Linked DNA regions of Homo sapiens: region 1 is linked to region 2. A link is an interaction called in ENCODE POLR2A ChIA-PET data of the cell type or tissue named here. Cell type or tissue: endothelial cell of umbilical vein. All regions are shown on one strand. Each heading gives the region's core, and the rest is flanking DNA. Links, peaks and the distances in the headings are about the cores only. Region 1 overlaps CHD2 (chromodomain helicase DNA binding protein 2). Region 2 has its middle 54 kb from the start of FAM174B.

Region 1 (2,915 bases), core at 120-2,619, 270 kb before region 2:
ATAGCTGCAGCGGGCACAATGGCTCACACCTATAATCCCAGCACTTTGAGGGGCTGAGGTGGGCCTATCACTTGAGGTCAGGAGTTTGAGACCAGTCTGGCCAACATGGAAAAACCCTGTCTCTACTAAAAAAAAAAAAAAAAAAGAAAAAAAAAATTAGCTAGGTGTGGTGGTGCACACCTGTAGTCCCAGCTACTCGGGAGGCTGAGGCACAAGAATCACTTCAACCTAGGAGACAGAGGTTGCAATGAGCCAAGATCGTGCCAGCGCACTCCAACCTGGGCGACCGAGCGAGACTCCATCTCAAAAACAAACAAACAAACAAACAAAAAACATAGCTGAAACACCACCACAGAAGACACTCAACAATCTGCTCAAAATGTAAACTTATTTTTATTATTATTTTGATATCATTATTATCTTGATAATATTGATATTATTATTTTGATATTATTATTATTATTATCGGTCGCCCAGGCTGGACTGCAGTGGCACAATCTCGGCTCACTGTAAGCTCCACTTCCCGGGTTCACGCCATTCTCCTGCCTCAGCCTCCCAAGTAGCTGAGACTACAGGCGCCTGCCACCATGCCTGGCTAATTAAACTTTATAGGAGATGTAGCTGTGCCTCTTCCCAAAGCCAATTAAAACTTCATTACTTTCTTTTTACACCCTTCTGGAAGCACAACAATCTCCACACAAACATTTTTGCCAATAGTAAAAAAAAAAAACAGCTGCCAATCCAATCTGGATTCTCACTGCAGAAAAGTCAAAGGTGACATTATGCTAGGCTGACACCCAACACACAACTCCACTGCTGTTGCTGTGTCATATGTCACATGAGCAGCCAAAAGCAAAGGTAAGGGAGAGGGCAAGAAAGAGAGGAAAACACATAAGAAGGGGGGTGATGGGCAAAAAAAGGAACCAAGAAACTCAAAGTGAAAATGCTATCCTATTTGTGGTTCTGGCCTGGCATCTTCCAGGTAATGAACAGACTAATGTCTGTGGTAGAAAATCCTATTATATCCAACAGTGATGTAGAATCAATTTGATTCTGCCTACCTCCCAATCTTCCTGGCACTTACTTGGACCTTCCTGAGTTGTTTTCCAGGATCGTCCGGCCAGTGGTGTCCATGCGCTGAATCACCAGATGATCTAATACCATCTTCTTTTTGGCCCGTTCTATGATCTCCTCCTCCACAGTCCCCTTTGTAACTAAGCGGTAAATATTTACCTGTAGGAAAAGGAACTGTTATGCTTATGCCTGAACCACCCCCCAACCCCCCCAAAAAAAGAGAGAAGGATTAGCTCTGTCAAAACCCAAGAGGGGAAAATTTTAACAGAATTTATTCTCTAACCATAGAAGACTGTAAGCCATCCAAGCAGGCAGCTTAAGTAGATGCAATACTTTTACTATGTGCAGCAGGTTACAGTCTTAAATAAAATTGCCTCTAAAGATCTGTCGTTATGGCCTGTTCCATCAATAAAAATCGTGCTTCAGTGATGGAAAGTTCCACAAAAACAGAATCTTTGGCCAAGAATGAAACTTACGGGTTATCCAATATAGAACAGACTTTAAGATTCATAAACAAAAAAGTGTGTGGTTTTCCAAAGTACCTTTAAAGCTAACACTGTCATGTATAATAAAAACAAACCATCTTGAACAATAGGATATTTAACTTTTCCATACTAAAATAGAGAAAATGTTCAGTTCTAAGTCTATTCATCATATATCTCTCTCAAGATAAACACATAGAAGGTCGCTGATGTTGTACTTTTCAAACAGAGAAAAAGAAAAGTTCCTTAATAGGTTCATCTTGGGCCCAAAGACAACATCTCTGTGCTAGTTAACAAACAGAAATCAATGCTTCAGGGGAAATAAAAGCAAAACAGGGAAAAAGCATTTTATTAACATCCTGAAAGGGCTGAACAAGCCCCCTGGCCCCCAACCCTAAAGCAATTTCCAGAAGCCTCTCCATACTGACCTGCTTCTTTTGACCAATTCTATGCGCTCGGGCTTGTGCCTGCAAGTCATTCTGGGGGTTCCAGTCAGAGTCAAAGATGACGACTGTGTCCGCTGAAGCCAAATTGATTCCCAGGCCACCAGCCCTTGTCGAGAGCAGGAAACAGAAGTCCTGTACACAATGCAATATACTACTTTATGCAGTGGCCTTCTCAGAAACAGTTTCACAGTCCAATAAGCCCTTACACCTGGAAACCCCTGCAGGTGTGAAGAAAAGTGAGATATGATGGACAAACTTTATGGAGGCTAAAAGAATGTCAGGGACTTGATGGTAGAATGAATTTTCATTTGATTAAGAGGCAAAGTCAGTGCCATGAACAGGAGTAGAGTAGACTCTAATAAGGCAATGGGAGTGAGAGAATTAGTGCTACCTCCCGGCTACAACTAATATACAAGAAGTTAACAGCAACAATAATAAAAACAGACAAACAATTATCATGGAGATCATTAACTCCAGGAAGTCACCTGTATAATTATTTTTAGGGAAAAGGTAGATTATGCCATGTAAGTCAGTTAGTATAAACAGAGATACTTTATTATATAAATATTTATGTTTGTTAGGCTGGCGAGAAATATAGAAACACTGCACTAAAGAGATCATATATGGTAAGTGTTGAGAACCACAGGATCCTCAATTACCACAAAACATGCCAAAATTATAAAAAAATCAAAACAGGTTTGGCTGGAGAGCGATGTGTGGAACCACCCAGGCACTGACACTGCAGTATCCACAGCAATGACAGTAGACACTGGGCAAGCACAGCACACCTGCCTGCGTCTGAGTGCTCAGAAAAATATGGGGGCAGGAGAAAAAGAATAAAATATATAAGCCGGGGGGAAAAGGTGAAATATTTCTATTTTCAGGGAATTTAATCATATATGTCAAAAGCTGA
Region 2 (2,915 bases), core at 123-2,622:
ACGGACCAATCAGCTCTCTGTAAAATGGACCAATCAGCAGGATGTGGGTGGGGCCAGATAAGAGAATAAAAGCAGGCTGCCCGAGGCCGCAGTGGTTTTGTTTCGGTCTTGACAATAAATCTTGCTGATGCTCACTCATTGGGTCCACATTGCCTTTATGAGCTGTAACACTCACCACGAAGGTGTGTAGCTTCACTCCTGAAGCCAGCGAGACCATGAACCCACCTGGAGGAACGAACAACTCCAGCTGCGGTGCCTTAAGAGCTGTAACACTCACCGCGAAGTCTGCAGCTTCACTCCTGAAGCCAGTGAGACCACGAAGCCGCCAGAAGGAATAAAACTCTGAACACATCCGAACAACAGAAGGAACAAACTCCGGACACGCCGCCTTTAGGAACTGTAACGCTCACCGCGAAGGTCCGCGGCTTCATTCTTGCAGTGAGACCAAGAACCCACCAATTCCGGACACACCAGTGCCCTGGTGGACTCTCGATGATACTAGTGAGTTACAGCTGCCCTAAATCTCAATGTCTTTACCTGTCGGTTGGGGTTCATAGTATATTCCTTCCACCTGGGTGGGTTAGAGGAAGACATGAACTAAGGTATGTATAGCTAGCTCTCAGCACAGTTCCCGGCATACAGTAATAGTCAAAAATGGTATCGGTGTATACAGAAGCTCAATGCAGAAATTAGTGAACCAGGGAGGTGCTTAGGTCCATCTGGCTGCAGAGGGCCTTCTACCTCCCTTTGCCAACATCTTTCTTCCCCACCACAACATTACTGACATCCTGTCCTCATATGAGGCATGTTTAGCAAAGAGGTGCTCACCGTGAGCCCTGCACTCAGTGGTTTCTTGAGTTCCTCTCAGTGCCAGAGTCTGGGACTGTCACTGGAAGCTACTAAGCTGATTCCCAAGAGTAAGAGTCTTAGTTGGAACAGATCAGTGTCACCTAGCATCATCCTAGGCCCTTGGGACCATTCAAGGCTCCTGGCCCACATTCTTTCCTCTGAACACCACCACCTGTGCCAGGGTTCCTGCCCCAGGCTTGGTTAGGAACAGACTGAGCAGGACACCTGAATGATATCCGAAGATTTGATCTGCTCAGGGCAGCTTCTGCTGAGAAGGACTCCCCCCTGGGGCAAGCAGAGGCTGCCGGCTGCAGGCATAGGAGCTGGTGGGTTTGATAAAGAGGCCAAGTGTTGTCATTACTAGACACATGGTAGGATGCTTGGGGGAAATGGGTCGTCTCGGACTTCATTAAATGTGTTCACCCTTTGCAATTTGAACGGAGCAGGAAATATTTTTGAAATAGAGTGCAACAGGTTCACTGAGGAGTCAGAAAGCTTGGGAGGAGAGAGAGCCTGGGGCAGGACATAGGTCCGATTTTCTTTCAAGGAGCCAGTGATAACTTTGTAGGATGATTGGTTTTTGGATCTTTGCCAGGTGGTTTCTCTTTACTGTGCAGGAACAATTGGTAAAGGAAGAGATGGTATCTCCACTGAGCAATTAGAGAGCAACAGAAACAGTCTTGGAGAGGCTTGAGCTCGAGGGGGGCCCAGGCTGATGGGGCTGAGAGCAGAGAGGCGAAGGGGGCGGCTGGCCAGGAGGAAGGGCAGAGGCCAGTGCTGAGCTGGTGAGATTTCACGCAGCACTGGGAGCTTCCTGAAGTGGGCATGCTGCAAAGAAATTCTTTTCTAGGGGAAGAGTTGCAACAGGAGGTTCTTCAACCATTCAGAGGGCTTGAGGAGTCGGGGGGCCTGGGAGACCCCCGTCTGGCATGCAGTAACTATTTATTGAGCTTATGAATTCGATCTGCTTTTTGTTCTTACAGGCCCTTTGGTGAAGAAGCCAGACTAGACTCAAGTTGGGGAGAGAGAGGATGCAGGCAATTCTGGTCAGGGAGTACAGCCTGGAGGAGGTGATGTTTGAGCTGGGTCCTGAGGGGTGCATAGGAGTTTAGCTAGGTGAACCATGAAGTAAGGGCAGAGGTGAGTGGGAGCTGGGTGGTCGAGGCCTAGGCAGAGGAAACAATTAATGCAAAGGCCCTAAGGTGAGTAATGATGTGGGAGAGTCTGAGAATCTCCTGATGCTCACATGGCTGGAATATAAGGTCTCCCATAGTGGTTGTGTAGTCCTAAGTTGAAGTTGAAGAGGGAAGCAGGGGCCAAGTCATGCTGAGCCTCTTGTGTCTTGTAAGCCTTGCCAGGGAGTTAGGATCTTATCCTGAAGACAATAGGATCCACTGGAGGGAGGGTTTGAAGCAGGGAGTGACGTGGTAAGAGATGACTTTTCAAGAGATGACTCTGTGGAGACTGGGTGGGTGGGGCAAAACTCAGGCAGGCGCCAGGACTGCCCTCCTCCAGACCGGGCTGACTCTCTTCCAGGGTGCAGATGGAGGTTAGAGCTAAGATGACGGAAATAGGAAGGAGTGGAACGTGCCCTTTTCCGCTGCCAGCTCCAGAGGGTATCGCCCTTACAACTGCATAGTGCACATCCCGTTACATCCTGCGGCACCTCTGAGTGAACAGATTGAAGAGGAGGACCAAGAGGTGGTTTGATTGAAATCAAAGATGACTTGCAGGTTTCTGACTTGGTAACTTGGAGATTAGGGGATGTTGGTGCCATTCACTGAGTCAGAGAACACAGGAAGTCAGCAGGTTTGGGAGGCCATGACTGGCAGGAACTGGGAAAGCAGAGGGGAGGCAGGGCATGGGTGTCAGCCCAAAGCCCTTGAGAGTGAGGACCCTCTGCTATCTGTCTGCCTCACAGCGCCTGGCTCCAGCTGGACACGAGGCAGCCTCTTTTGACTCCCCCAGGGGTTGATCCAGGCTCTTCGAGGCAATTTGGGTTAGGGTTGAGAATGGGGGTGATTTGGGGGTCAAAAGCTAGTGATGAGAAAAGTGAATGCCACAGG

What was found. ChIA-PET counts read pairs that join two places held together with the same protein. Peaks named below come from ENCODE experiments on the same cell type or tissue, not always from the same donor. Only the 100,000 strongest peaks of a DNase experiment are listed, where the experiment ranks them.
Region 1: POLR2A ChIA-PET joins it to region 2 with 5 read pairs; 1 of 35 experiments calls an interaction of 5 or more read pairs at or near these places.

The regions. Positions count from the first base shown.
Region 1 is chr15:92,977,453-92,980,367 of GRCh38, reverse strand. CHD2 (chromodomain helicase DNA binding protein 2) reads right to left here. Exons shown (of 39, transcript NM_001271.4): 21 at 1,985-2,134; 22 at 1,085-1,233. Among named protein-coding and RNA genes, the nearest start is that of MIR3175, 75 kb to the right of the region's middle. In endothelial cell of umbilical vein, for the core only: no CTCF peak of the experiment used is centred there; no DNase peak of the experiment used is centred there.
Region 2 is chr15:92,707,855-92,710,769 of GRCh38, reverse strand. No RefSeq gene overlaps it. Among named protein-coding and RNA genes, the nearest start is that of FAM174B, 54 kb to the right of the region's middle. In endothelial cell of umbilical vein, for the core only: no CTCF peak of the experiment used is centred there; DNase peaks (open chromatin) are centred at 1,489 and 2,429; H3K27ac peaks cover 1,930 bases.